Linked DNA regions of Homo sapiens: all the other regions are linked to region 1. A link is a loop called in an ENCODE intact Hi-C map of the cell type or tissue named here. Cell type or tissue: heart right ventricle. All regions are shown on one strand. Each heading gives the region's core, and the rest is flanking DNA. Links, peaks and the distances in the headings are about the cores only.

Region 1 (10,762 bases), core at 1,556-9,555:
GCGCAATCTCAGCTCACTGCAAGCTCCGCTTCCTGGGTTCAGGCCATTCTCCTGCCTCAGCCTCCTGAGTAGCTGGGACTACAGGTGCCCACCACCAAGCCCAGCTAAATTTTTGTATTTTTAGTAGAGACGGGGTTTCACCGTGTTAGCCAGGATGGTCTCGATCTCCTGACCTTGTGATCTGCCCTCCTGGGCCTCCCAAAGTGCTGGGATTACAGGTGTGAGCCACCACGCCTGGCCGACTCTGTTCTTGAAATTAACAAAATGTATAGGAAATCCTTACTTAAAAAAAAAATTATGCTCCCTTAAAATGTCATTCCATTAAAATTTCCCAGATCTTAAAAGGGAAAGAAAGTGAATTAAAATTTCCGACTCCACTATGTAGTCATCACACAAATTGTGTGTGTGGTAATGTGTAAATGAGCTAGAAATTTTTAAAAAACTGTATTAAAGGAAAAAAGGAAGTCCCTTCACTGTTTGCAACAATTCTCAAATTTTATTTTTCAAGGGACTAAAACAAGTTAGCCTTTTGGTATTCCAGAGTAACAAATTTAAACAGACAAAAATGTAGGTTCAGGCCTAATCAATTAGCATAAATTCATCCCAAAGTTCACAAGGATGCTTTAAACTAAATTTCCCACATCTTCACTGTTGAGGACTTAATAAGTTTGCAACTCTCCAATTCTTCCGTACGTAACTTAAAATATCTTAAAATAACTATTAGTAGTCCTGCCCACCATATATTCACAAAGTAAGCAAAAATGATAATTGTGCAGTTAATGTGATCACTGTAGATAAAAGTTAAAATTTCTAGCCGGGTGCGGTGGCTCATGCCTGTAATTCCAGCATTTTGGGAGGCCAAGGCGGGCGGATCACCTGAGGTCGGGAGTGGTGAGCCAAGATCGCGCCATTGCACTCCAGCCTGGGCAAAAAGAGCAAAAATCCGTCTCAAGAAAAAAAAAAAAAAAAAATTCTGAGTGATCTGCCTGTATGCAGTGCTTCCTTACTCCACTGGGTGGCGCAGGTTTGGTTTTGTTCTGTTTTCATCACAATTTTTGAGTTGATACCCACATATACGTATGTATTTTTTTGGGACACGGTTTCACTCTGTTGTCCAGACTGGAGTGCGGTGGCGCGATCTCGGCTGACTGCAACCTCTAACTCCGGGGTTCAAGCGATTCTCCTGCCTCAACCTCCCGAATAGCTGGGATTATAGGCATGCACCACCATGCCCGACTAATTTTGTATTTTTAGTAGAGACGGGGTTTCACCATGTTGGCCAGGCTGGTCTCAAACTCCTGACCTCAAGTGATCTGCCTGCCTCGGCCTCCCAAAGTGCTGGGATTGCAGGTGTGAGCCAATGTGCCTGGCCTTGAGTTGATATTTTAAAAGATATTATAGGCTTGAAATCTTCCAACCTTAATTATTCCTTTTTAAAATTTAGGCTATTAAGTTGTGAGTCTTGTGGAGGATCATACGCCATCTTGAACTATGTAAATTTGGCTCATTTAGTTTGATATTTAGTGAGGTACGTCAGAGCTCATCTCAAAAGCCACTTAGATCAAAGCCCTAGGCTTCACCATAATTTTCCAGGCCTTCCACGATCTCTCCCCTACCACCTCTCTCTCTGACTAAATTTCCTCTCTCCTTGTCCTCCTCAATATTCTTCAAACACACCAAGCATAAAGGCTTCTGTTAGACTTTGCCCTGTTATTCTCTTGGCCTGGAAAACTCCCCAGAGATATCCAAAAAGCCAACCGCCTCCCGTTCTTCAGGTCTTAAGTGACATCTTCTCATGAGATAATTTATCTAAAATTTCATCAACTCCCCCAGCTTCCTATCCCTCTTTCTGCCTCATTTTTATCATGTAACACTATCTAACATAATATTTTACTTTTATGTTACTTGCCTGTCTCCCTCAAACTGAAATGTAAGTTTCTTGACAGCAGGAATTTTTACCAATTTTTTTTCCTTGAGACGGAGTTTCGTTTTTCTTGCCCAGGCTAGAGTGCAATGGTACGGTCTGGGCTCACTGCAACCTCCGCCTCCTGGGTTCAAGCAATTCTCCTGCCTCAGCCTCCCAAGTAGCTGGGATTACAGGCGCCCGCCACCATGCCCGGCTAATTTTTTTGTATTTTTAATAGAAACAGGGTCTCACCATGTTAGCCAGTCTGGTCTTGAACTCTTGACCTCAGGTGATCTGCCTGCCTCACCCTCCCTAAGTGCTGGGATTACAGATGTGAGCCACCGTGACTGGGCACCAATTTTTTTTTGAGACAAGGTCTCACTCTGTTGCCAGGCTGGAGTGTAGTAGTGCAATCCTAGCTCACTGCAGCCTTGAAATCCTGGGCTCAAGTCATCCTCCCACCTCAGCCTCTTAAGTAACTGGGACTTAGGTGGTGCATATCACCACCTTAGCCACCTCCTGCCTAATTTTTATTTAGTAGATACAGGGTCTCGCCATATTGCCCAGGCTGGTCTCAAACTCCTATCTTCAAGTGATGCTCCCACCTCAACCTCCCAAAATGCTAGGACTATAGGCATGAGTCTAATTTTGTTTGTTTGTTTGTTTGTTTTTTAATAGTTTAAGCACAGAGAATGGGCCAGTTGTTATTCAGGAAATTTTACCTGAACCTCCAGGTTGAGCACACGAGTTCAAGACCAGCCTGGGCAACATGGTGAGACTCCATCTCCACAGAATATCAAAAACTGGCCACACGTGGTGGTACACGCCTGTAGCCCAGCTACTCAGGATGCTGAGGTGGGAGGATTGATTAAGCCCAGGAGGTCAAGGCTGCAGTGAACTATGATCATGCCACTGTATTCCAGTCTGGGCAATAGAGTGAGATCCCGTCTCAAAAAAAAATAAATTACAATAAAATTCATTTAAAAATTGAGCAGACATTTATTGCAATTCATGAATCAGGACAGCATCTCATTCTATAAAATAGTATAAAAACCTTGACGAGTAGAGCAGAAGAGACTGGCTGTATAGACAGAAAAGGGCTGAAGAGAGCAGAAATAAGAAACGAATAGCAGATATGGTCTTTTAATAATTACTTTATAAGTTTACATCAGAGGGGGCCTCCTTAGCATGTTGGCTCAGGTACACTGGGCCCCTTCTGATTGGCTGCTATAAATCTCCAGGTGTTTGGAAAACTTCTCAAAGTTCAATTTGATGACATGGCACTTTCAACTTTCAACTGGTGACTGCATTTGGGTTTAGTCTGATCTGCTGGGAGCCTAGATCAAAATAATGGCCTCCCATAAATTTCATTCAACACTAGTCTAGCTGGATTCTTTCAAAGGTCCTAATGGAAATACACTAAATTTGCTACAAAACACTGAGATAACCAAAGACCAGATCTAATTACCCAGCTGCAAGCAGTATTGGTCCCTATTTCTTCTTATCATACTTACATTCTAACCTTGTGCTATAGTTTCACATGCATATTTCTCTTATTCATTTTACTTCCTTAAAGGTGGTGACAGTATCTTGTGTTGGGGGAATCCCAAGACCACCACCCGTTTCAATAAATGTGTAGGAATCACAGGAGTCAGATATGATTGTACTCAGGGCTATGATTTTTTACACTGAAAGAACTTGAAGGAAAATCAGCAAAGGGAAATGGCACAGGTGATGAAGTCCATGGGAAACAGGGTACCAGTTTGCACAAGTCCTCTCCCAGTTGAGTCAAACAGGACCTGTTGAGTTCCCGCAGCAATGGGCCATGACAACACATGAAATGTTGCCACCAGGAAAGCTCCTCAGTGACTCGGTGCCCATGGTTTTTACGGGGCGCTGGTCGCCAAGGCACATTCTGCCTGGAACCCACCAAACTTCCAGACTCCCAGAAGGCAAGCAGGTGTTCAGCATAAACCACATCATTGACGCAAATCATTTAGGCACAGTGAGCCACTCTTATCAATTCTGGGAATTGTGGGAACCCTCCCGAAATTTAAGTTCCCAGACGCCAGCCAAGGGCCAACTTTGTAAACAGGCCTTTCAAAAGACAGCAGTCCAGCCTGCTCAGTTAACTGTTTTCTGTCCACTTACTCAATGTTAGATCCTTCTAGTGGTTAAACATCTGCTAAATTCTATTTTGACCTTTATATCATTGTTAAAATGAAACAATGGGAATTAAATGAAAACATCATACATACCAACAATTAGTTACACTTTTAAACTGTTTGCATGTATATTTTTTAAAACTGTATCTTGCCATTTGAGTATATTTTTTGTTCCTATATTATTTAAGCATGGATAAGCCAATTTAATGTAAACACCTAGTCATCATCGTAAGTACAGAAGTAAACAAAATGTAATGGTTTAAATCACCACCAAAGAGGTAGTGGCCCAGGTATGACTTCTATTTTCAACATTTATGTATGATCTGACTTAAGGTATTTAAATTAATCTATATGACCCTCCTCTGTAATAACAATAATACTTTGGACTTACAGTACAAGGCCAGCATCAGACTGTTGATGGATTGATTCAGGCTAGTAATAAACCTACTAGTCTCAATAATTTAAAATATTTGGATGACTGGGAGCCGGGTATGGTGGTGTGCCCCTATAGGCTCAGCTACTTAAGAGGCTGAGGTGGGAGGATCACTTGAGCCTAGGAGTTCAAGACCAGCCTGGGCAACATGGCAAGACCCTGTCTCTTTTAAAAAAACAAAAATTTTTTTGAGTGACTGGACAACTCTAATTGCTGGTAGGATCCAAGCCTACTGATGCTAACAGATATTTCAGCAAGACTCTGGTGGAGTCTGAAGTAAGCCCCTGTGGCTCACCAGGGGGTTGTAAGAATGACTTCTGCTGTGCCATGACAGGGCCCAAAATGATGCTCTACAAATCAGACACTGTGTCCTTGGGAAGAGAAGAAAGCGAAGTGAAACGTCTGCCTTGGCAGATCACCAGTGACTTTTATCATCTTTTTTCTCCCTGGAAGATGCCAATGACCACAATCTACAAAATCCTGCCTAGTGTGTTTCCTTAACAGACTCCACTCTATTGCAAAGGACTCGTATATGCTTAAAGGAAAGCACAGAGGTTCCTTTGATTTTGACTTGGAATATAACTGGTTCCTCTTCACAGCTCCTGGCTATCATGGGAATAATGAGACAAGAGGCTCAACTGGTAGGATGGGGCAAGATTAGGGGAAGCCTTGAAATCTAGGCTGGAGAGTTTTAAACCAACTCTAGGATAGAGGTTCATAAGAAAGGCTACAGAAAAGAGTTCTAGGCCGGGTGTGGTGGCTCATGCCTGTAATCCCAGCACTTTGGGAGGCGGGCAGATCACCTGAGGTCAGGAGTTTGAGACCACCCTGGCCAACACGGCAAAACTCCATCTTTACTAAAATTACAAAAAAAAAAAAAAATATCAAGGCATGGTGGTGGGCACCTATAATCCCAGCTACTCAGGAGGCTGAGGCAGGAGAATCTCTTGAACCTAGGAGGCAGAGGTTGCAGTGAGCCGAGATCGTGTCACTGCACTCCAGCCTGGGTGATACAGCGAGAGTCCGTCTGAAAAAAAAAAAAAAAGAGTTCTAAAGGGTCCCTGAAACACCTGAAATTATACGTAAACCTCTGGGCAGGAGTATTTTTCTAGTGAAAGGGTCCCTAGCTTTCCTCAATTTTCAAAGGTAATTGTGACCTCAGAATGTCTGTGAAGCTTTACACCAAGTAGGTGAAGACACTTGTTGGAAAGGAGGAGGCTGCATAGTATCAGTGTTTCCCAAACTAGTGTGACCTAAGGACTCCTGCGGGGGTGGGGAGGCACCTGCTAATTATAGCTTTCCAGTCCCATCCCAGATTGACTCAATCAGAATCTGCAGGCAAAAGGCCTGGGAATCTGTATTTTACCAAGTACCCCTCTGATGTCGTTTGGAAAATAGAGGACTTGGGCATCTTTAAAATCCATATGTCAGGTTAAACATTTCACAACTCCCGGATTTTTATGGGCCTATTTCTATTGGTAAAGGCCTGCAGTACTCTATTTCTTGAGGGTTGCTAGGAAAATGGCCCCTCAGGGGCTCACTTCTGATGCTTTCAGAAGACGTGGCTCTGAAGTTCCCTGCATCTAATTCTCTTCTCCGGAAAATTCAAATTGAACCATTTTAAAAATCTTGATCCACATTATAATTCATTATGTGAATCTCTAACAGAAAATTAAGACATAAAGGCAACAGCTACCCCTTGTCTAGCATACGGCCTATAGCATGACCATCCTTCTAATTCTGCGGAGAAACATCAGCCCCTGCTCTTTAATTGTTGAGAAAACCCAGAATGGTCCACATATTAAGGAAATAAAATTGTAAAAATCGGTGCATTCCAGATGTCATGAGAAAACAGTGAATCATAAATGAACTGTCCTGCAGCGTTATGTTTTTTCCCAAATAATCTGTCTGAAGTCTAGATCATCTTCCGTTAAATGGCTAATTTGGATTTTTCAAGAGTCAATCTCAGCAGCGCCACCTACTGATAATTTAAATTCAGTACTTTATGTAAATTCTTAGCAATGTACACAGCAAATTAACTCGAAAGAACCTAGAACATGTTTTGGGTTTTCATAAAATAATAGGCATGGTAATATAACTGCCAGAGGAAAAATTTAATGTTTTTGCAGGTGGTGAGCTAGACAATGCCTGCTTCAATTGAGTATGTCTCCAGCATGCTGGCTCTCCTCCACTTCTCTCCCTGTCCTCAATATTTCCCCATCACTCTGTATTCGAGTTGGGTTTGGCCAGTGAGAGGACTGGCAGGAGGCCAAAGGGCAGCAGGAGAAGCGAGGGTGTTGATTCCCTTGTCCCTCTTTCCCACTCACTGTGCCAGTTTCAGCTCTGTCAGTCCATCCCTCCTCCTAGGCCCAGCAATCACTGTACACACTTGCCGCTGAACGCTTGCTCCTTTGGGCCCAGGGTGGTGACAGTTGAGGGTGTCTGTTCCCTTGGCCTTCAGTAAGTAGTTCTTTCAGAAAAGCCTGTCCCCTGAAGCTCCTGAGTGTGATTCTCCAGGGCTCTGGAGACCCAGCTTGCATACGGTGAAGTGGAACTGGCCACCCACTCAACATTTATAAAGTGAATATTGCAAAAATGATTGCTCCTGGTGTAATAGCAGATAATAAAGATTCCATTATTTTCTGCGAGAAGCTTAAATTTACACACATGAAGGGGATTAGGGTTGACAAAAACCATTTTTAAGGGATGTGATTCAGCATAACTACTTAAATTTCTATACACAATTTTATTAATCTTAGGTATTGAATAGGTAGAACTTTGGACCAAGTATGTCTCTATAGTTCCCCGCAGAAGTCTGACCTAGTTTACTACCATCAGGTTAGAACGCTAAGGTTTATTTAAACAATCTTAAATAAGCAAACTAAAAACCTGGAACCAATTCTTTAACCTACACTTAATGTAGACTTCCACATTCTAATGAGACATTCTTACATGCAAATGCTTAATCTGGAGTCCTCCTGTGGGACACGCACACACACATGGAGAGAGAAAAATACAAAATTCTCCATTAGTGCAAGACCCTGGAGAACAAGGACCTGATTCATTCTCCCCTGTGGCCTCCAGCATTCTCAGGAGGGGCTTCCCACACAGCAGAGACTGAATCAATTGTTCAGTGACAAGATGGGAGACAGCACACCATGGCGGACACAAGCACAAAGGTTGCCTAGGTTTGTACCCCAGCTATGCCACCTGCTGGATGAACTTGGGCAAATAATTAATCTCTCTGTGCCTCAGTCTCCTCACCTATGGCAGGGGGTTATTAGTATCATCCTAGTTTCAATGAGTTATTTGAAAAGCACTTAGACTGGTGCCTGTCCCATAGTAAGGACAAGATAAGAGCATGTTGAATAAATAAAGGGATGGTATTTTTCACATCACCTGGAGCCACTGTAGCTGGAAGGGCCTTTAAGAGAGATATAATTTTTTCATTTTATTTTATTTATTTAAATATTTATTTATTTATTTATTTTTGAGATGGAGTTTCACTCTTGTTGCCCAGGCTGGAGTGCAATGGCATGATCTTGGCTCACTGCAACCTTCGCCGCCCAGGTTCAAGCAATTCTTCTGCCTCAGCCTCCTGAATAGCTGGGATTATAGGCACGCACCACCATGCCTGGCTAATTTCTGTATTTTTTTTTTTTTTTTTTTTTTAGTATAGGCAGGGTTTCACCACATTGGCCAGGCTGGTCTTGAACTCCTGACCTCAGGCGATCCACCGCCTCAGCCTCCCAAAGTGCTGCGATTACAGGCACGAGCCACCATAGCCAGCCAATTTTCTCATTTTAGAGATAAGACTGAGGCCTAGAAAAGGTGAATTCAGTAAGCCGCTGCGAAAGGTGTGATCAGCTCACTCCTAGGAAGATCTGCTTGTTGATACACATATTTTATAAATCAATGGGAATAATTTTATCCGACAAAACAAAAATCCCTGCCCCTGACCCTAGGGAATGAAAAAACATGGGCTTCCACCCCTATTCTGGGAAAGGTTTAGTCATAAGTGGATTAACTTTTGTTCCACAAGAAACGACTTTTTGACTTTATTATTACTATCCAACACAACTGTCAAGACCTATGAAGGCAAGCTGAAAAGTCAGCCGGCCACAGTTCCCGGAATGCTGACAGAAGGCACAGAGGCATGGCTCCAAGACAAAGAACTACGCTACTCACAGCGTTAGCAGGAGCCAGAGTATCATTTCCTGTGCCAGTTCCTCAAGCACAGGGAAGATAAGAAGGGCAAGTGACAAGGGCAAAGGCAGTGAGCTGCAGAACAAAACAGGAGCCCTGAGCTCCATCTCTCAGTCTTTCATCACGGTCAGCCTGCCTGCGCTTTGCTCTAAAGAGAGACACTAACTCCATCTTCCAAGGATGTAAACAAACCTGTCCCTTGCTCCAGAAGGAGACGCTATGTGTATCTCCCAAGGTTGTGTGCCATACAAATATCCTGGAAAAGACGGCCTAGAAAAAGCACTGTCATTTTCTCTGCTTGCAAGATGTGCAAGAACTATGGAGGATTATCTCCCAACCATTTCTACCTTTCGCTTCTACATCATTAAGTTTTTGGCAAATTTTTCCATGCATACGCCGATCCGTCAGCCACTATGATTAATCTGTCTGACAGAGGCTGGGGCCCAATCTGTTCCATGGCACATTTAATTAAAACTACCACCAACACACTGCAAGCAGTAGGATAAGGCCAACTTCAACCATGCCCCAGTGGCCTGGACTCAGCCACTTAACTCTCACAAACAATGAGTCTACCTTCAAAAATCAGATGGACCTGAACTTCCTCTCCCTGAAGCAGACCAACGTAGGATGAAAGTAATCATCACCAAGGACAGTCAGCTAATCAGCACCAAAGCCGCATCAGTCAGCATCTGAGAAACAGCTTATTCACGGGACCAGGATACTTAAGTGACACCAACTAAGATTCACTCTCATCAGCAGATTTCCCTTTGGCTAGATTACCTTTTTATCACCTCCCAACATTTTTTTGTTTTGTTTTGAGATGGAGTCTTGCTCTGTCACTCATGCTGGAGTACAGTGGTGTGATCTTGGCTCACTGCAACGTCCACCTCCTGAGTTCAAGAGATTCTCCTGCCTTAGCCTCCCGAGTAGCTGGGATTACAGGTGTGCACCACTGCACCCGGCTAATTTTTGTATTTTTAGTAGTGTCGGGGTTTCACCATGTTGGCCAAGCTGGTCTTGAACTCCTGGCCTCAGGTGATCCTCCCGCTTCGGCCTGCCAAACTGCTGGGATTCCAGGCGTGAGCCACCATGCCCAGCCTTCCTCCCAACTATTTTAGGTTTGGGAGTACATATGCAGTTTTGTTACATGAGTAAATTGTGTCAGGGGTTTGGTGTACATTATTTCATCACCTGGGTGGTGAGCACAGTATCTAATGGGTAGTTTTTCGGTCCTCACCCTCCTCCCATCCTGCACCGTCCTTTTGCTGGATTTCCATAGTTCTCCATGTGCCCCAACCCTTCCGGGCCACGTGTTTTCTATTGCTGCATAACAAATTACTACACATTTAGTGGCTTAAAACCACCTACACTGATTATCTCACAGTTTCTGTGGGCCAGGAATCTGGACAGGGCTTAGCTGAGTCCTCTTCAAGGCTGCGATCAAAGTGTTGGCCAGGGCTGGGTTCTCCTCTGGAGGCTCGTCTTGGGAAGGGTCTGCTTCCAAGCTCAGCCTGCCGGCAAAAGCATGACGTAATGTCAGCAAGGAGTGATGGCCCATCGCATTTGCCATAGTCTATTGGTTTTCAGCAAGACACATGTCCTGCCCATACTCAAAGAAAGGGAATTAAATAAGGGTCTGAACGTCACAAGGAAGGGCTCATGGGGACACACTCCAGAGTCTGTCTGCCACAGACACATTCTTTAGAATCATGACCAGGTCCTAGAAGCCACAGTCCAGTACTGTCCAGGAGAAACAGAACATCAACCATGTGTGGAATGTTAAATTTTCTAGCACCCATATTAAAAAACAGTGAAAAATACATACACTACCATACTATTCTATGGATGCAATGGTTACCATGAAATATAGTCCCACCAAAACAGCTTATGAAATAGCTTACACTGCTGGTTTTTAAGTTTAAATTAATTCAAATGAAATCAGATTTAAAATTCAGTCCCTCAATTGCACCAGCCCATTCCAAGTGCTCAACAGTCCAAATGAACAGTGAGGTCTTAGATCCACCCTCTCTTTAAAGCAGGAGGCAATGCTTC
Region 2 (10,762 bases), core at 1,170-9,169, 480 kb before region 1:
GTAAAAAATGACTAGAATATATAACAGTTGAATTTCCCCAAGTTTTTGTATTCTAAAGGAGGCCCCAATTGGCTGTTTAATCTACAAGTCATGTACAGAGCCAGATGGAAATTACTAATATGTTCCTCTGTGCAAGTCCACTTCTGGTGCTGGACAACTTGTCCCAGGGCTATAGGCATTAACAGGACTACAGTAAAAGGATTAGGAAAAGAATTCTCTAGAACTATATTTAAAAATTAACAATATTTAGTCTTTGGAGGCTGACTTTTCTCAGAAGGTCAAATGTCTTTGCCAGCAGCACATGGAAACTGAATTATCAGGTCATCTGGTTCTCTCCTATTTTTCATCACCAGCTCAAATCACTTCATTCCCCACCCTCAGAGAACAATGACTGCTGAGTCATTTAATATTTGAGGCAAAAAAAGGAACATGTTATAACCAGCAAATCTTTGAAATTCACTTGTGACAAGAATGGAAAAATACCATTCCGAATTCTGGAGGTAGAAGTATTTTTTGTGTCTTTGAGACAGGGTCTTGCTCTGTTGCCCAGGTTGGAATGCAATGGCATGATCATGGTTCACTGGAGCCTCGACCTCCCAGGCTCAAGCAATCCTCCTACTTCAGCCTCTGAAGCAGCCAGGACCACAGGTGCACACCATTACACCTGGCTAATTTTTAAATTTTTTTGTAGAGACAGGGTTTCTCCATGTTGCCCAGGCCGGTCTTAAACTCCTGGGCTCAAGAGATCCTTCTGCTTCAGCCTACCAAAGTGTTGGGATTACAGGCGTGAGCCACTGTGCTTGGCCAGAAGTACTTTTTTTTGAGATGGAGTCTCATTCTGTCACCCAGGCTGGGGTGCAGTGGTATGATCTTGGCTCACTGCAGCTTGTGCCTCCAGAGTTCAAGTGATCCTGCCTCAGCCTCCCAAGTAGCTGGGACTACAGGCACGTGCCACCATGCCTGGCTAAGTTTTTGTACTTTTAGTAGAGACGGGGTTTCACTGTGTTAGCCAGGATGGTCTCAATCTCCTGACCTCATGATCCACCCAAAAGTACTGGGGTTACAGGCATGAGCCACTGTGCCCTGCCCAGAAGTATTTTGAATAGCAGATAAATTTCAGACAGACACATAAGGTACCTACATGCACACACATGCACACACACAGCTAATTGAATGGCAGTGCTACACATACACATTCATACAGATCTCTGGGCCTCCATTTTCTTATCTACAGAATAAAAATGTTATAACCAAGAACATTTAATGTCTCTTGGGATCTAGATTGTGAACAATCTATACTCTTACTATGTCAAATAAATTGTATGGAATTCAGTGATGGCAATCAATAATCTGGAAAACAAATCAGTTCGTCTGTCTGACTTAATCAGTAGGTTGTTTAATTGAATTGATTTGTCAAAATATTATGCTGTCACTCCAGTAAGGACAAAAATACCTTCAGAATTCAGTAAGACCAATTCTCACAAACAATGTACATTTGTTAGAGACTAGTCCAACAAGAAATATTTCTATTAAATTGGTAATGACATGTTAGACTGAAGTGGTCTGCCTCAGGCCTTTGTGATCACAACAGCAGTGTGCACCATCTGTTAGAATTCAGTTCTCCCCCAAACCTTTAGAATGTCCTGCAAAATATAATACAGGGAATGAAGAGCATATCAGTCATGACCCAGTATTATACCGAAGACACAAGGGGCTCTTCCTAGTAGTGTGAAATTCTTACTGAGAAACTAAAGCATGCACCACCATCTCAACCAAGAAAAGGCTACCAAGGGTAACGCAGGGGCAAGCATTTCCTGGGGTGGAGACAGGGTCACAAGACATATTTTAGTGCATGAACTGGCCTGGTTCCCCTTCCCACCTCTCCTCCTTCCCTCTTTCTGCTCCAGCTACACTGGCCTTGGTATATCTGAACACACCAGTCACATGGTCTTTAGGCCTTCGCAATGGCTGTTCTCTCTGCTTGGAATGTTCTCCTAGATAAGCATGTGATTATTTTCTCACATCAAGTTTTGCTCAAATGTCACTCTGTCAGTGAGGACCATCTTGACCTCCCTGCTTAAGATGGAAATACACACTCTGACTTCCCTTATGCTCATCTCCATTTTCTTTTTTTCTATAACATTTATACAATTTTGCCATACTAAACAATTGACTTGTTTATTTTATTTTCCTTTCTTTATTTTGAGATGGAGTCTCACTCTGTCGCCCAGGCTGGAGTACAGCGGCACGATCTTGGCTCACTGCAACCTCTGCCTCCTGGATTCAAGTGATTCTCCTGCCTCAGCCTACCGAGTTACTGGGTCTATAGGCGCACACCACTCTGCCTGGTTAATTTTTGTATTTTCAGGAGAGATGGGGTTTTACCATGTTGGCCAGACTGGTCTCGAACTCCTGACCTCAGGTGATCCACCAGCCTCGGCCTCCCAAAGTGCTGGGATTACAGGTGTGAGCCAGCTTGCACAGCCGACTTATTTATAGTATTTGTTTATAGCTTTATCTACCAACCAAAATGGAAGCCCCATGTGGGAAGGGGATTTCCTGGGGTGCACACAGGGTCCCAAGAAATATTTGCTCACCAATGCATCTCATATGCCTGCCTAGAGCAGAGGTGAAGTAAATATTTATTCAATAAACGTATGAAAAGATAAATGAATAAAAAGGTTCTATTTATATCCTAGAAAGGATCTCTGGGTTATTGCTAGAAAATAGTTCAACTTGACCCAAATAAATGAACTGGTTAAATAAGATACTTATAGCACTTCCATTCTGACCTGGTCTCACATGTAGGTTGTCATTGGTCCTATGACCTGGGCAGAAATGTATAACTCAATGTATTTATTTATGCTTGCTTTTAAGGAATTTTTCATGAGACCTCTGTTTTGGAATTTGGAGAGATTAAGGAATAGCTGAATTTCACATAATGGATTTTTTAAAAGCCATGAGGGGTTATGAGAGAATGGGAAGGAGCCAGCAGATGGCACTCTGGCCTTCCTCTCTCCAGTCTCAATGAACAAGCTTTGCATTTATGTTCTTCTGCACAAGCTATCACTGAAAAACAAAGAAAGAAAAACAAGTGTTTTACAAAAACTAAGTGTCTATAAACCACCGAAATAGAGTCATTCTAGAGCTGTATTACTGCCATATCTAATGAAATCAGGTGTTAAGACTGTTGTACATGCTTACGTGGGATATGTCCACTCATAATAATCACCATGTAGCTTTTTGGTTTGCTTAAGACTAAAGGGGCTCAAGGGATCCACAGAGATGCTCTTCTTTTGATGGACTTTACCAGATAGTGCTTATACTCAAGAATCTCAGAGAAGCATTCAAGACTTAGTTTATTTTTTATTATTTATTATTGCTATTTTTGAGATGGAGTTTTGCTCTTTTTGCCCAGGCTGGAATGCAATGGTGTAATCTTGGCTCACTGCAACCACCACCTCCCAGGTTCAAGCAATTCTCCTGCCTTGGCCTCCCAAGTAGCTAGGATTACAGGTATGCACCAACACATTTGGCTATTTTTTTTTTTTTTTAGTTGAGACGGGGTTTCACCATGTTGGTCAGGCTGGTCTCAAACTCCTGACCTTAGGTGATCCACCCGCCTCGGCCTCTCAAAGTGCTGGGATTACAGGCATGAGCCACCACACCTGGCCTCAAGACTTACTTTAAATTAAAATAACAGGAGAGAATTATAGAATGACAATCACCAAGGATTCTAAAAGTCTACATAACCATAAGCACAATTGTTCACAGAGCATCTAGACCCGATCTCAGTAAGAAACAATGAAAGCACTGACTTGGCACCAACACGAGACTGAAAAACCAGACCACAGGCTTCTCTTAAACATCAACATGGCCTTGGGAGTGGGCAGTGGAGGGACGCGGAAAATTTATAGCCTCCTAAAAAGATCCGTCTGCTTTCTTAAATTCTTCACCTCGCTTATTTCCTTAGTGCTGTGCTCATCAAAAAGCACAAATAAAATACATATTCAGGACATCCCAAGTATAAGAAAAATTATCTGACACAGAGCAGCAAAGGACAGAACATGCATAGCCATAAAAGAGTTTGGCGAGTTTTCATTTTTATTTCTTAAGAGGTTTCTAATCATATCTAATTCAAAATGACCATTTTGTCAAAGTGTGTTAGAAACAAAGGCTGGGCTTCAGTTTGTGCCCTCCTTTTTAATCAAAAGTTTTGTGCTTACTTAAAATTCTTTGCAAATCCTCAGATTGGTCCCAGAAATGCCCCATTTCCAGGGGGCCCCCTGAGTTCAGCCCTAGCTGGAGCTGAACCAGAAATACAAGCAAAATGTCTGGTCTCACCGTCAGACCCGCTCCGATGGTCATGAAAATTTGGAACAAACCAGGCCCCCTCACTTAGATGAATGTGACGTACTTTCAAAAATGGTAAAATTCAGGCCCTGGATGAAATAACTGAGTTTGTAGGCTACTTGTGAAATAAACACACTGTCTTCATTCAGAGTGCCTGCTATCTTGGGAGGGAACGCTAGATGTCACTGCCCCCATGAATACCATACTGGGAATCTCCGTGAAGGGAAAAAGTCTCAGTATTTCTTGTATTCTAAGTGTCTTGATTTTTGCACAGTGGGTTCAGCACTTTACAACCAATAAGACCCAATGATTTTTAGCCAATAATTTTCTAAAAAACTAAATCCATGTAAATAATTCGTATTACTCTTATCGTGAGCATAAGCATTACATTCTACCTTCCTTCTATGACAAACTGGGCAAAAAATCCCTGGCGTGGACATGACACAGGGACATTCAGCCAGTACACACAGGCACAGCCATCCCAGTTGTTGCCACACCAAAATGCTTCCCTGCTAATTCACAAACAGCCACTGCTACAAGCCCCCAAATGTGTCCTATTACATCAACGGCCCCAAACTCTCACCAGGATCCTACAATTAAAGGAGTTACAAATCTGTTCCAACAGGGCAATGGTAGGCAACCTCCCCGACCAGCTGTTGCCACGCCATACAGTTGTTAATTTTTTTTTTTTTTTTTTTTTTTTTTTTTGAGATGGAGTCTCACTCCATTGCCCAGGCTGTAATGCAGTGGTGCTATCTCGGCTCACTGCAAGCTCTGCCTCCTGGGTTCAAGCGATTCTCCTGCCTCAGCCACCTGAGTAGCTGGGATTACAGGCACATGCCACCACACTCGGCTAATTTTTTATATTTTTGGTAAAGATGGGGTTCCACCATGTTGGCCAGGCTGGTCTCGAACTTCTGACCTCAAGTGATACTCCTGCCTCGGCCTCTCAAAGTGCTGCGATTACAGGCGTGAGCCACTGCACCCAGTCACAGTTGTTAAATATTTTTAAAAGCATCCCTGTGTAAGGTACAAATGGATGCAGAAGTAGAGATCTTCTGTTTTTAATCCATTCCAGGCAGCAATGCTTGTTTCCAAATCAGAACCGGGATGTGCTGCCCCCGTTTTAAAAAATGAATTTGAAACCCTGTCGTGGAAACTTTAGCTTGGGTCCCTTTCAGAAGAACTTATACTTCTATAAAAATTCACCTTTCCCACACACTGCCCCCCTGCCTCCAGTTGTGTAGGGGTAAATTTAAATAAGAAATTCTTTTTTTCAGATACGTGAAGTAAACTGGGAATCTTCTGTAGCCAGTGGAAAGACATCAGCACAAGTTGAATCTGTAGAATAATCTTTAATAAATACAAATCAATCAGGAATTAGAGAACATATTCAAATAATAAGTAGCTACCGTATACTGATCAGATACTATACCATCTAAAACTTAGTAGTTTACATGCATTATCTCATTAAAAATTCAGTTATGTGAATAACTTCTACAGGGTCATCCTGCTAATTCTTGGCCACAGATACTCTGTCCTGACTCCAGAGATGGCTCTTCTAGCCATTCTATTATATTTCTTTGCAAGTAGCCTAAAATAGATCAAAGAATAACTTCTCACTCCATACTCCACAGCAATTTCACTCACAAGAGTGGCTCTCAAAGTTTGATGTGTATTGTTGAAAACACACCAATAATGTTAAACACATTTCTAGTAGTAGAGAGTTTTACTAAAGTGCTTTGGTTTGCAGAATAGCTCACATTATGGAAAGAAGTAGGAAAAATAGTCAAGAAACAGGATTTTTTGAGCCCAGAAAAATTAACACCAATTCCCAACATGACTTTCTGGCATCATGAAATGGAACAGCACCAATCTTTCAAAGAGCAAAGAGAAAGCCACTAACAGATTCCGAAAGCTACCAGCCAGCCCTGTGGTTCTACAGTGACTGTGATTCACAGTTATGCACAATTCTATTCCACATACTCTTAAAAATCAAAGGCATGAGAAATCACCGGTTCCACGTCCTGAGCTTAACACGTGAGAAAACCAAGGTCAAAGAGGTTAAAGACTTGCTTTCCTGAGTTGAGTCTCTGCAACTCCAAATCTAAATTCTACCAAGGCGCAGGACCCTTATAAGGAAAGCAGTCCCAGGGGCCTCCTCTGTATCAGTGGTCAGGCTGTGTGTTACAGGACCTGCCGCCAAGGGCCACAGGTGCACGAACCAGAAATGAGTTTTGAACACACTTCTCCAACAAGTGGCATGCTGGTTGCATGAGGCCAGATGATTATCTGTAGAGATGGGATCCTCTATTCCCTTACATCCTTTATGTGCTTCCTCACAAACCCACAAGGCAGAGAAACTTAAACCAGTGCTCAAAGGCAAAAAGTCTAACACATTTGATCCGAGGTCATATATCATAATTAACTATTGCCAGGGCTCTCACTTCCAGTTTGGCTCAGAACCCAAGTCTTCTTTTAATCTGGTGATTTGTAATTGTTTTATGGGCAGAAGGGGGGATTCCAGGTTTTACGTTTTTATTTATTCTGATTTATGTTTAATTCTGATAAATAAACTTAACAAATAGCTGTTCCATATATGACAGGGTTGCACTTGCAGATCTGTGGTGGGGTAAAAAACATTTTATAAACGACCCTGGAATAATTCCTTATCCAAATAGAAAACTTAAAATTAGATTCCTCCTTCATATTACAAACAAAAATAAGCAAACATTTAAAAAAATATTAGCAGTAAATATAAAAGAATATTTCTTACAAGATGAGAAATGGAAAACAAAGGAAAAAATGGTTCAAGTTGACAACATCACAACTTGGTACTCATATTCATGAAAATGCAGTGGAAAACCAACTCATAGACTGGGGGTAGATATTTGCAACACATAAAACTGACAAAGGATTACAGTAAGTATATAAAAATATCTTCTACAAATCAATATAAAAAGCAAAAAAACACAATATATGGCAAAAGGTATCAAGTCAAGGTATAAAAGCAGAAGAGGATCAGACTGACAAAATGGTGAAAGTAAAATATTTCCAAGAGTTCATAAAATGTGGGGGAATGAGAACTCAGATGCTGCTGGTTGAGATGTAAAAATGGCACCATGATTTTGGAGAAGTGCAATATTGAGTAAAGGTAAAAATATGCACACCGTACAACTAAGCCATTCCACTCCAAGGTCGGCCTTAAGCAGAACTTCCCCACTGATTGACTGAGTTGTAGGTGTGCCTGAGATATCAATCTATTCAGCTGTACAAACACCTGAGGCCTGGAGGATTTGGGCCTGTTGATACAGCTGTGAACACCCTGAAAATATTATTTTCTACATATGTCATAATTCAGAAAAGATTGAGAAAGCACTGCCCTAGAGAAACGTCTGCACGTTTGTACCAGAACTAATGCACCTGCATATTTATAATGTCATTGTTGGTAATGGGGAGAAAAAAAAAAAGAAACCACGTAAATAAATATCTGTCAGCAGAAAATGTGATAAGTGAATTGTGTCGCATTCACGCCACGGAATACTCTACTGCATGAAAATGAATGAACTGCTCCATGTGTAACATTACTGATAAATTACAACCATCAGGTTTAGCAGCAAGAGAGGTGTGAGCAGCACACTACAGTATTCCGCTATTTATATAAATCTGAACCCTGTAAATACATCTTACAGGAAAACATCTAAGAATACTCAGTACTATACATTGCTTAAAGAGATACACGTGTATAATAAAAATATTTTAAAACTCACAGAACTGGTTTAAGAAATTTAAGGTAGTCTGCAAGTAGGAAAGAGTGCTACACAAAGGGAAGCAACTCTATTGGCAATAAAAACAAACCCAGCTCATGAAGCTGGGTGATAGGTATGTAATGCTTTACTTTATTATTCTTTGAGCCTTTTTGTATATCTTAAAAGTTGAATGATAAATATTTAAAAATAGAACCAGTCAAGCTACTTACTCATAAATGATTAAATAAAGAATGGGGAATTATGCATTTCAAAGACTAGTTTCCTAGACAATGGCAATGTCCAAGCCTAGTGTCACAAACACGGTGACCCTGCACTTCAAAACCTACTTACTGAGTACCCGGCTTTCTCTTTTCCATCTTCCTCTTTCTCTACCCCTCTGTTTCTCTCACCCTCTACTGCTCTCCTTCAAATCAACTTACTGCATAGCCCTCCGCCTCCAAGTCTGTTTACAACATCAACAGCAAAAATAATAGCTAATAGTCATGGAGGTCTTCCCATGAGCAAAGCTTCATGCTCAGTGCTTCAGATGCTCTCATTTAATCTTCACAGCAATTCTACAAAGTAGCTACTCCAATGGTGTCCATGTATACACGAGGAAGCAGGAATTTACAAAGGCTGAGAAACTTGTCTGAAGGCATGCAGATAAGAAATGGTAAATGCATAATCCCTGTACTCATATTCTGAGTCCAAAAGCCATACGCTTATCAACTACCACTCCACTTTCCATAATGTGCATGCAATATATTATACATATTTTACATTTACTTAAAAGCATTTAAGTTCCTTGATCTCAATGATGAGACAGGTTGAGAGGAAACATTCCTTGAGTTACTTACAGATTTGGGGTCTGTAATAATTAAAGACACATTAATGTTACTATATTTGATGCTAACAATAAATCTAGGAGGTAGAGTCCTTTATTGTAACCAATTTTCAGATAAGGAAACTGAGACTTAGAAAGACAAATAAATATAACTCAGCGTTATACAGGTGGAGAGTGGCAGAACCAGCAATCCAACCAGGTCTTCTCCCTAATCCCTGGGTTCTTAACTACGACATTCTATTTATCGCCTCTACAGATTCATACCACACCCCAACCCCCACCAGCTTCTAAGGCCTATGGGAAAAAAAACCATTCTTCACCTTTGTTCAAAGACAGTTATATAAAGAGTGGTATGCAGTTTCTAATCTCAATGAATTATCATACCATTTATAACTACTCTAAAATTGTTATATGTATACCTACACACACGTGTACCTGCATGTATATACATTTCTCTCCATTCTGGAGCTGCGTTTTCTCTTCCACACACTTAGATTGGCTTAAGATTGACTATAGCCACCACCACGAATGTATTTTCATGCAATCTAAAAGCCTCATTACTCACCTGGCAGGTATCAACTCTGTCCTGCCACGCTCCCAAGTGGAACCACTGGAAATGTGGCATGGCTAGGAAGAGCTGTTCACTTTCAAACGGGGATATGACATTCCCTCCTCCTGTAACTCAAAAGGAGACCTCTTCTCAACCTTAGCAAAGATTCTCTGAAAAATTAGTCTTAAGGGCCCAGTAGTATTCAGAAATACATCCTTTTCTTTCTCCTATCCATTTCAAAATCTAGACATCCACCAAGGAGCTTTTGGTAGTTTGTCAATGACAAACTATCTGAACTAGTATTTTATCTTTACGAAAATATATAGGTCTTGAAAGAATTTTATTTTTTGGACTACGTTTGGTTTGTCCTATTAAACCTGTCCAGAGAAATATTCAACATGTAAATGACTCAAGACAATCAATAATTTTAGAAATACTAATTTCTAAAGTCAAAAAAGACCATATTATGGTGCCCTAAAAGCAAATTTGTCGGCACTACTTAAAACATGAAAATGTTCAAAACATCAAGTTTGGGTATGCTACATATAAAAAAAAATCAATAGCTAATATAGTCAATTCTTCCCAAACCAGCAACACATATTTAATTATAAGTGAAAAAATAACCTGTTTACAAATTTTCAAACAGACCCCTTCATTGCCTGTGTAATACAGCTCAGAATTATTCCAAATATAAGTATCAAGTTGTAGAACCACACAGCTGACGAAAAAGCAAGCTGGAAACATCTGGAAAAGCACATCCTTACTTCTATTTCCTGCTGCAAAAGTCTAAAAATAGACAGACTTTGAGAGTTAAGAGAATACCTTTCTTGAAAATTTAATAACCATTTGTAACTTAAAGCAGAAAGCCCCTGGAGAAACATATCCATCTATCAAAAAAATAAAAATAATAAACTCAGTGCTCCATGCAGGTGATGTTGCCGTCAAACCATTGTTTGCCTAAGGCATATGATTAAAAAAAATTAAGCCACATTTTTCTGTGATAAAAAGTAATTTTTAAGGCAGATTTCCTGGATGCATTAATAAGACATAACATTTACATTATGTTTCACATGCAGTCAAGCCCATTACCTACAAAAGAGGAAGGAAGCAGTTCTGCAGGTAATGTGGAATGGCAGCTAATCTGGAAAAGATTATATTAGTTTTGCATTGCATCATTTAGTTTCTATTTAAATGTGCACATTCAACTTCCAGCGATTTTACAGTCATCAAATGCCAACGATGATGTGCTCCAGAGAATCCCACCAG
Region 3 (10,762 bases), core at 913-8,912, 500 kb before region 1:
CTTAGTCCATTTGCCATGGCTATAACTGAATACTTGAGGCTGGGTTATTTATAAAGAAAAGAGGTTTATTTGGCTCATGATTCTGGTGGTTGGAAAGTCCAAAATTGGGCAGCTGTATCTGGTGAGGGCCTCAGGCTGCTTCCACTCAGCAGCCGGAAGGGGATCAGGTGTGTGTAGAAATCATGTGCCAAGAGGAAAAGCAAGAGAGAGAAATTGAGGAGCCAGACTCTTCTTAACCATCCTGCTCTTGCAGGAACTAACCTATTCCCAAGACAGTGAGAACTCACTCATCCCCGAGGAAGGGCATTAATCTATTCATAAGAAATCTGTCCTCATGAACCAAACACCACCCACTAGGCCCCAGCTCCCAACGTTACCTCATTGGGAATCAAATTTCAACATGAGTTTTGGGAGGCACGAACTACATCCAAGCCACAGCACTCTTAAACTCTGCCATGTTGTCTTGAGTTGAGTCTCTTTCACCATTCTCCTTGTTTCCATAGTCGTGAGCATGATCCCTGTAAACAGCCAGGGTGACCCTACCCTTAAACACAAAATTCTCCAACTTACCTGGGCCTACCCAGGACTCCTATGAATCACCTTTATTTCCCCTTACCTTGAATAAATGTGTTAATGGGAACTTTGTATTTATTCTTGATCAAATTTAATACAACAGTATATCTAGAATGCTGTTAAAATTTAGGGACTTTGTGTATTACTAGTCCTGTAGATTCTAAAATAGTCTCTTTTAATATCTACCAGGATGTTTCATACATTTGTTTTATTAATTTTATTGAAAATATAACAATATTGACAACTTAGAAAGTATCAAATAAAATTTAGTCTTTATCTCAATATATGTTCAAGACTTTTTGCATGTTTTCTTTTTTTTGTTTTTTTTTTTTGAGACAGTCTTGCTCTGTCGCCCAGGCTGGAGTGCAGTGGCGCAATCTCGGCTCACTGCAAGCTCCGCCTCCCGGGTTCATGCCATTCTCCTGACTCAGCCTCCCGAATAGCTGGGACTACAGGTGCCCACCACCATGCCCGGCTAATGTTTTTTTGTTTTTTTGGTTTTTTTTTTTTTGCATTTTTAGTAGAGACGGGGTTTCACTGTGTTAGCCAGGATGGTCTCAATCTCCTGACCTCGTGATCCACCTGCCTCAGCCTCCCAAAGTGCTGGGATTACAGGCATGAGCCACTGCGCCCGGCCAACTTTTTGCATGTTTTCTTTAAAATTTCTCTACTTTTAATTGTACTTCTAATACAGACACTTCTGAAATCAGTTTTCACATTGCTGCAGCCTTACCAATTTGTAGAAACTGTTTATGTGATGTTTTGATTCTTCATTTATATATTTGCTTCAAATATTTTCCCAACATACCTTTTCAACTTATTTTCTTGTAATGCAGTTTACTATTTTAAAATAACAGTATGTGCTGCTTTGTGAATATTTTTATTACATCAAAACTAAGAAAGACCTTTCAACCTTTTCATCGTTCTAATAAATCAACACATTTATTCTAATTATGATTTGTTTTATATCCAACTCTCTACTCAAGTATATTCCATTTAACTCTCTAATTGGTTTTGACACAAGGTGTGGGCCTAATTCTTTAAGTACTTAACTAGTTATCCCAATGCAATTTTTATATTGTTTGTTAAATAATTTTTGCACTATTGTTTTATATTTTTATATATATTACATAAATTGAAAGCCAGTTGAGAGTTCAATTTATAATAGGACATTCATTTTCTTAAGTGTCTTATTGTGTGTATATATATATATACACACACACACACATGTATACATATATATACACACACATATATACATATATACATGCATTCTAAAAAATGTATCCTTCTCTTTTGTTACTTGACTATGTACTAGAATTTGAATATTGAAATAAATATAAAATTGGTGGTTGACTATATACGTAATTGAATAGTTATTGTTATTTGAATATTTTGTTTATTGTGACTTGAATATAACCAAGATGATCAATCCACTTACAATTCTTCTCTTTCAAAATATTACATGACGTAGAAGCTCATTTTAGCTGACACTTACTATTTGTACAAATATTCCAGAAGTCATTTCTCTGGCTTTTCAGCAGACTATAAAGATTAAAAGTTCAAAAAAAGGTCAGTAAATATAGATATAAATAAAAATAATTAAAATATAATCTAAATTGCCCAGGTTGACTTCAAAATCCTTTTAGTTTTTACATTTCTTTCCCCTTGTCTCATTTTTGTATTCATGGTTAATTTTTTACTTTTGTTTCCCATGTACCTCTTTATAGGTCACCTGTATGTATCTTTTTTTTTTAATATACTTCAAGTTCTGGGGTACATGTACATAACATGCAGGTTTCTTACATAGGTATACATATGCCATGGTGGTTTGCTGCACCCATCAACCCGTCATCTACATTAGGTATTTCTCCTAATGCTATCCCTCCCCTAGCCTCCCACCTCGTGACAGGCCCCAGTGTGTGATGTTCCCTCCCTGTAGGTCACCTGCATCTTTAATGGAACAAAGTCAAAAGCACAAAAGCAAGCACTTTTTCACCACTTAAATGTAGTCTCTTTAATGCATTTTATTTATTTATCTTTTTTCAGTCAATTTAAGAAGTTTATTTGGCCAAAGTTAAGGATGTGTGCCCATGACACAGCCTTAGGAGGTCCTGGTGACATGTGCCCAAGGTGGGGTCAGGGCACAGCTTGGTTTTACACATTTTAGGGAGACACAAGACATCAATCAATATATGTAAGATGAACACGAGTTTAGTCTGGAAAGGCAGGACAACTCAGAGACAAATGGTTGCATGTTTTTGAGTTTCTGATCAGCCTTTCCAAAGGAGGCAATCAGGTATGCATTTATCTCGCTGAGCAGAGGGATAACCGTGAACAGAACAGGAGGCAGGTTTGTCCTAAGTGGCATTGTAAAACTCATTATGGCAACATCTTCTGTGTTTTTCTTTTCACTGGGAAAAGATTACTCTGAGTAAGTGCCACGTGGGAAACAAGAGCGAGAGAGGGCAGAGTGGAGGCCACTGACCAATGCCATGGGCAGGCAGAGGGGGTGTTGGCTTTGAGTAGGCAGGCAGGATGGGGGAGAAAAGGGAAGGAGGCATCTGCTCAGGATTCTTAATGATGAGACCAAAGGACTGGGTGACAGACTGGTTCTGCATCCGAGGGAGAGGAAGGTCATCGAGAATGACTCTGAGGTTACTGGTTTGCGTAACCAGTTAGACAGAAATGGCTTTTGCTGAAACAGTAGAAATGTGCCAGGATATGGGGAGACAAGATCGCAAGTTTCAATTTTGGATGTGTTGAGTCTGAGGTGTTTTTGAGAAAACCAAGAGGAGATGTCAAGAAAGAAGTTGGATTTGTTCTTTCCCCAGCTAAAAGATTAATAGTGAGCGACCTGGTTACACGTTCCACTTTCTCAATATCTCCCTGCAGGCAAATTATAAAACTGTACAGTTGAGCCAGACTAGTTTTGAGTACGCCATCACATACCACGCTGCTTGGAACCGAATCCACAACCTGCATGAGACTTTAATCAAAGCTTTTGTCAAGTTTTATACAGGAAGAAAAGATGTTTAGCGATTTGAGTCACTCTGCGATTGTTTTGCAACATGTTATTTGGATTGTAGAATAATATTGTTCAAGAGAGAGTCCAAGTGGGATGGAACAAAATGTCAAGGAGAATGTGTTTTTAGGCATTTCTCTAATGTCAACAGAATACTCATAGTTTTTGTTATGCTAGTTCAAAGCGTGAACCATTTCTATTATTCCAGTTATTCAATATTTTTACAAAAATAGTACATAAGTTGCCATACTGAAGATTTTTAAAAAAGTTTTTAAATATGAAGCTACCCAAAAGTCATGTGAGATTGTTACAGCTGATAAGGCAGAGAGGCAGCTATCTGCCTTATCAGATATGAGAAGACATGAGAATCCAAAGTCATCAGTAAAGATCAGGTAATATACATATTCCTTGATATGTAATTCCAGGACTTGGATTTCACAAGCTCTTATTTGAAACAAATAAAAGCATTTAGTGCTTTATAATCTTTGGAGCTGGGGAGGGTGATCTAGAAACTATAAAGAAAATCTAGAAGAACTAAGATCCATGATTAACTGGTATTTAGAACACTTCTCTACTTTTAAAGTTGACTCAATTCTTCAAAACTTAATTAATATAATTGTACTCAACTGTCTATGAAACTTAGATAAGGTCTATTACATACAAAAGATACTTGCACTTGTATATTTATTGCAGCACTATTCACAATAGCAAAGATATGGAATCAACCTAAGTGTCCATCAATGTATGACTGGATAAACAAAATGTGTGGGGTGTATATATCTACTTACACATGCACACATATACGCACACCAGGGAATACTACCCAACCCTTAAAAAGAATGAAATCATGTCTCTTGCAGTGACATGGATGGAACTGGAGGCCATTGTCTTAAGTGAAATAACTCAGAAACAGAAAGTCAAATACTAAGTGGGAGCTAAACAGTGTGTACGCATGGACCCATAAAGTGGAATAATAGACACTGGAGACTCGGAAAGGTGGGAGGGAGGTTAGGGATGAGAAATGACCTAACTGGTATAATGCACGCTATTCGGGGGATGGTTACACTAAAAGCCTAGACTTGCCCACTACACAATATATCCGTGTAACAAAACTGTACTTGTACCTGCTAAATATATAAAAATAAAAAAATTAAAAATAAATAAACTTAGTCAAGGAGTCTTTTGTTCAACACTTTAAGCAAAGCCCCATTTAGTCCTGGTGGCCACTAGATGGCAAACTTTGCTAAAGAATACTGCCCCCACTGAAAAGATTTTTGCAAGATTCAAATCTTCCTGAAAGCATTTGGGTTCCAGCTGCCATCAAATCTTAAAACACTCCTTCAGGGTTCACATCGCCTCTGTAATTAAAAAGCAAATTCGTGACTTCACAATTGTAGGAGTTTAGAAATAATCGAATCAGGTCTTTTTTCATTTTCTGGAAACTGAAGCCAAAAATAGTTGAATGGTTTACGGTTGTGTTAGTTAAAGGCAGAGATGGGCTCCCACTCAGGCCTCCAGCATCTTCCTGTAGTAATTTTCCACATTGTTTTTTAAAACTGTAGCACTGTTATAATTACTATTATCTGAATGAAGCTACTCTGGCAAATAAGAAGTCATTCTTAGAGTGATCACGAAGAAATTTTGAATCACTACAATCCCATACTCCTTGGCAGTCAACTCATTCATGTTATACTATTTAAAGCAACTTAGAAGCTCAAAAGATTTAAAATAATCCTTTAAGAATGTGTAGCAAGTAGTCCCTTATGTTGGATTGAGATTTTTCCTTATTTTTAGGTTCACATTGGATGGAAAACATATTAATCAGAAATGATTTGGAAAATCATTAATCATATAATGAGAAAAATGAAAAGAATGAAGTGTGTTTCTGATAAGAAAATAAGAATTGGAAAATGGAACCAAGGTAAATCTCAAAACGATGGCTTTCATCAGTACAGAATCAGGGCACGCGAGTAAGGCAACCTTGGAATACTTGCTATCAAAAGCTTTGGTTTTATTAAGAGAGGACCAGGCTAGAACTGGAAGAGTTTCACAAAACAGTGCCAAGAATTTGCAAAACAAAACAGACTTTAATCATGGTTTGGATTCGAGTACATTATATGCCAATCATAAGGTTATGTCTGGGGTGGACATGGGGAGTTATAAAACCACATGCCAAATGCAAGCGGGAGAGATGTTTCAGAAAAGAGCCTTCATAGTTCCCATCCTAAAGTCAGTCTACATCTGGCCCAACCTTCCATCTGGAAGAACTCTAGAGAGCAAGACAACATGAGGTCCAAACTAGGATATGCTCCACGCTACAGAGAGAGAGTGGGGAGCAGAATGAGTGAGGCTATGGGAGCCTTTACAATCCTTCAGCCATGAAACCCTCAGTGAACAAAGTCCAGCCTTGTTAGCATAGCAAAAGATCCCCTGTCTGGGCTAATTCCTGCCTACCTTTCTACCATCATTCCAGAACACAACTCAACTCCATCTATGGTATATTGCGGTACACTGGTGCATACCATTACCCCTGTTGGGTATATCACACTGAATCAAAGCTGCTTTCTGAACAGCTCTTGTCCTTCTCTAGCCCCTATCTCTTCCTGTCTTTGTTGATGCACCTGAAGAACCATTCCAACGTCAAGATCAAGTTCAAATGATACCATCTGCATTTGTTTCCTGGGGCTGCCACAGCTATGCACCATAGGATAGGTGGCTGAAAGCAATGGAAATACACTCTCTCCAGTTCTGGAGGCTAGACATTCAAAATCAAGGTGTTGGCAAGGCCATGCCATTTCTGAGGCTCTAGGGGAGAACTTGTTCTACACCATTCTCTTAGCCTCTGAGGTTGCCAGCAGTCCTTGACATTCCTTGGCTTGTAGATGCATCTGCCCCATCTCTGCCTCCACCTTTGGATGACCATCTTTTCTCTCTGTGTATCTGTGTCTTGGTTTTCTCTTCTTATAAGGACATCATCAGTCATACTGGATTTGAGGCAACCCTAATTGAGTAAAATCTAATCTTAATTTGATGATATCTTTAAAACCTCTTTATTTCTAAATAAGATTACATTCATAAGTACTGGGGATTATGACCTCAACATACTTTCTGGGGGAACACAATTCAACCCAGAACACCACCTTTTTCTATTCCTACTCCAGACCCCAAGAGTAGGTTGCTACCTCTATGCATTTACCCTACAATAACACTGACCACATTGGAGGCAATTGCAATGCACTCACCCTTTCGCCTTTGAGATCCCTGGGTAAGCAGAGCCTCTTTCTTTCTATTTTCCATGTTTGCACTTGCCTTGCTTGGCACTTCGCCTGGTGCATAGTACTACAGGCCCATGAATGAACATAATTCTCTGCAGTTTAATTCTGGAATATCCCCAGCTTCCTAGCATATTCCCTATAGATAAGCCAGGATGTCAGATTGAAACAGTCCCCCAAAGGAGATCCTTAGCCGAGAGGAGGCTCAGACTGCAAAGTTCTGAATAAGAAAGGGTGGGGGTAGGGAGATCCACACTTGGATCACTGATGCAAGCATTTCCAAGGTTACCGATGGCTTCAGGGAGTGGCAGGTAGGGGTAAATGGCAGGTAGATTATGAGGCAGAGACTGTCATTTTGGGGGAACTACTTTTTTTAATAACACAAACACATGTCTTCTGGTATGATATGTCTATTTGGCAATAGCTTGATCTCAAACCAGTAAGTTTCATTCTCTTTCTCCACTTTGGCTAATACCAACAATTGGCATTTAAGTTTCTGCAGAAGGTGGCCCCTTGCTCTTGGGGGGCCTACTGAGGGGCTCTGGAAATACAACTAAGATAAGATTGTCCAAGACATGTAATGGGAAGCTGTAGGCACCTGCAGAATTTCCTTCTTTTTCTCTCTACCTCACCTGTTTTTTATGGATTTGTGATCTCCCATCAATACAGAGATGTCCATACTGTGGGCTTGCGCCCTTTCCTGCCATTTTGGAGACTAGGTGGTACTGTAGCAGCCGATCGTGCCTCTGTGTTTGGTTTTAACCAATGGCGAATGTCTCTGCTTGTAAGTAGACAGAGTGACAGAACGGCATCAGCCAGGTGTGGGGTCCTAATCAGGCTGCAGTCACACTGGAGCCACAGGATCAGAAGTCCTGTTTATTAGTCTGTTCTCACACTGCTAGAAAGAAATACCTGAGACTGGCTAATTTATAAAGGAAAGAGGTTTAATTGGCTCACGGTTCCACAGGCTGTACAGGAAACATGGATGAATATGCCTCAGGAAATTTACAATCATGGCAGAAGGGAAAACAGCCATGTTACATGGCTGGAGCAAGAGGAAGAGAGTTTAAGGGGAGGTGCCACTCACTTTTAAACAACCAGGTCTTGTGAGAAATCACTCACTCACTATCATGAGAACAGCAAGGGGGAAATCTGCCCCTACGATCTAATCCCATCCCACCAGCCCCCTCCTCCAACATGGGGATTACAATCCCACATGAGATTTGGGTGGGGACACAAATCCAAACCATACCTCCGTGGCTGCTGTAATATCTAACCAACCAAAACCTCATTGCCCCTCTTCCTCATACAGTCAAAGCTCTAGGGCAGCTCTGAGGCAGAGCCAAGACCAGTCAGTTTGCTCCAACCGACTTGCCTTTGGCTGTTGGCAGACAGAGAGCAGCAGCAGCCCCGAGCCTGAACAGCAACTACTCTCAACCACTTTGTACCACGTCCTTTTCATTTAACCAAACAGACCCCTTCTGTCTCTTGGAAAAGGAAACTGTGTTGTTTTATTATTATTATTGCTAAATATACATAACCTACAATGTACCACTTTAACTATCTTTTTAATTTAAAAAATTTAGAGACAGGGTCTTGCTTTGTCTCCCAGGCTGGAGTGCAGTGGTGTGATCATAGCTCACTGCAGCCTTAACCTTCTAGGATCAAGGGATCCTCCTGCCTCAGCCTCCTGAGTAGCTGAGACTACAAGCATGCACTGCTGTGCCTGGCTAATTTTTTTAGATTATTTTTTATAGGGACTGGGTCTTGCTACATTGCCCAGGCTGGTTCTGAATGCCCAGTCTCCAGCGATCCTCCTGCCCCAGCCTCCCAAAGTGCTGGGATTACAGGCATAAGCCACTGCGCCCAGCTCCTTTTAACTGTTTTTTTTTTTTTTTTTGAGACAGAGTCTCGCTCTGTCGCCCAGGCTGGAGTGCAGTGGCGTGATCCCGGCTCACTGCAAGCTCCGCCTCCCGGGTTCATGCCATTCTCCTGCCTCAGCCTCCTGAGTAGCTGGGACTACAGGCGCCCGCCACCACACCTGGCTAATTTTTTATATTTTTAGTAGAGACGGGGTTTCACCGTGTTAGCCAGGATGGTCTCGATCTCCTGACCTCGTGATCTGCCCGCCTCAGCCTCCCAAAGTGCTGGGATTACAGGCGTGAGTCACCGCGCCCGGCCCTTTTAACTATTTTTAAGTGTGCAGCTCAGTGGCATTAAGTGCATTCACATCATAGTGCAATCATCACCACCATCCATCTCCAGGACTTTTCAGCATCCCAAACTGAACTCCGTACTCATGGAACAATCATTCATCTTCCTCCGTTCTCTCCATTCCCTGGGAACCACCATTCTACCTTCTATTTCTACGTATTTGTCTTCTCTACGTACCTCAAGTAAATGGAATCAAGCCATATTTGTCCTTTTTGTGACTGGCTTGTTTCACTTCACATAATGTCTTCATGTGTGAGAAATACCTTCCTAAAGCTGAAAATTATTCCATGTATGTACAGACCACGATTTGCTCATCTTTCATTTGCTGATGGACAGTTGGGTTGCCTCCATCTTTTTGGCTATTGTGAATAATGCTGCTAGGTTATGGCTGTACAAATCTCTCTCTCGGTCCCTGCTTTCAGTTCTCTTGGGTGTATACCCAAAAGTGGAATTGCTGATCACATGGTAATTTTATGCTTAATATGCTGAGGAACTGCCATACTGTTTTCTGCAGTGGCTACATCTTTTTCCATTCCTACCAAAACTGCTTTCTCTATTCTCATTTTAAGATATCTTAAATAAGAAAAGTGACCCAGACACCTCCATTCAGCACAAAGCACATCAGAGACGAAGACCCCAGCCATGTTCCCCGACAGCCTCGGACCAAGGTGGAAGAGCCTGTGTCTCCCCTAGTGAGAGAACGTGTCTCAGTCATGAACCAGCCTCTAACGCCAGGACATAACCTTGCAGCTGCTGGCCCACTGCCCAGCCCTGCCTGTCCCAGTATCTGGTATGTCTAAGTACCATCAGGAACTGGAATTGCTGGTCTCCTTTATTGGATTGCAGTCTTAGGTTTGCAACAGTAGGGGACGCCTATGCTCTGAGCAGGAACATACTGGAGATTTGAGGGATTTCAGTTGACTGAGCACTCAGTGACCGTGACCTTTCTCTACACGGCTCAGACACTGGCTGACCCTCCTAAAAGAGGCTATTCGTGTGTTGATAAATAAGCTCTTGGGAGCGGGGATCTTATTTTTTATTCTTTTGTGCCCCACACTACCTAGCCTAGTACTTTATTCACACTCAGCGGGAGCTTGAAAGATGCCTGCTGATAAAAGTTCAGACAGACAATGCACCCAGCACAATACCTACCTACTAGCACTCAATATTCAATATTTGCTTGGCTCTTCGAACAACAAAGATGTTCAAAGTGCTGATGTGATTTGCTTCAATTCACAGCTTTGGCAGAGCTTGCGATCAAACCCCAATCTGTAATTCTCAGCGCAGTACCTAGTTTTTAAAAAATAAGAACATCATTCTTTTTTTTTTAACCTAACAAAAAGAAACCTAGCTAGCAGAGCAATAGAGAGAGAGAGAAAAAAAGATGTTTCCACTAGAGACTAGCTCCCAAGTCTCAAGTGCTTACAAATTTTGGAAGTGATAAAAAAAAATTACCAGTTAAGGTCACTAAACATAGAAAAGTGGCAATATGGCTCGTGGCTGGAGAGAGGAGACTTAAGTGTCCCATCCTCAAGCATAAACTGTAGAGCAGCAGGAAGCTCCCTTGTGTGACGTCAGTGTCCTCTGGGATGACAGTAAATCTTGAGACAGGTGAGCTGATGCTAATATGATACCTGGACTTATCTGCCGCCCTGTCCTAGACTCTCATCAATTTCAA

Evidence for each region. Hi-C counts contacts between places; a loop is a spot of excess contacts. Peaks named below come from ENCODE experiments on the same cell type or tissue, not always from the same donor. Only the 100,000 strongest peaks of a DNase experiment are listed, where the experiment ranks them.
Region 2: it touches region 1 in a loop (3-fold over the local background); 23 of 110 quality-filtered maps call a loop at or near these places.
Region 3: it touches region 1 in a loop (3.0-fold over the local background); 14 of 110 quality-filtered maps call a loop at or near these places.

What each region holds. Positions count from the first base shown.
Region 1 is chr10:17,733,294-17,744,055 of GRCh38, reverse strand. No RefSeq gene overlaps it. Among named protein-coding and RNA genes, the nearest start is that of TMEM236, 14 kb to the left of the region's middle. RefSeq lists a silencer at 9,269-9,469. In heart right ventricle, for the core only: CTCF peaks have their summits at 6,291 and 6,494 (motif pointing left); DNase peaks (open chromatin) are centred at 6,785 and 8,687; H3K27ac peaks cover 3,114 bases.
Region 2 is chr10:18,208,926-18,219,687 of GRCh38, reverse strand. All of the region lies in intron 2 of CACNB2 (calcium voltage-gated channel auxiliary subunit beta 2), which reads right to left. Among named protein-coding and RNA genes, the nearest start is that of CACNB2-AS2, 47 kb to the left of the region's middle. In heart right ventricle, for the core only: CTCF peaks have their summits at 2,997 (motif pointing right) and 4,527; a DNase peak (open chromatin) is centred at 4,527.
Region 3 is chr10:18,233,151-18,243,912 of GRCh38, reverse strand. All of the region lies in intron 2 of CACNB2 (calcium voltage-gated channel auxiliary subunit beta 2), which reads right to left. Among named protein-coding and RNA genes, the nearest start is that of CACNB2-AS2, 23 kb to the left of the region's middle. In heart right ventricle, for the core only: a CTCF peak has its summit at 4,822 (motif pointing right); no DNase peak of the experiment used is centred there; H3K27ac peaks cover 1,772 bases.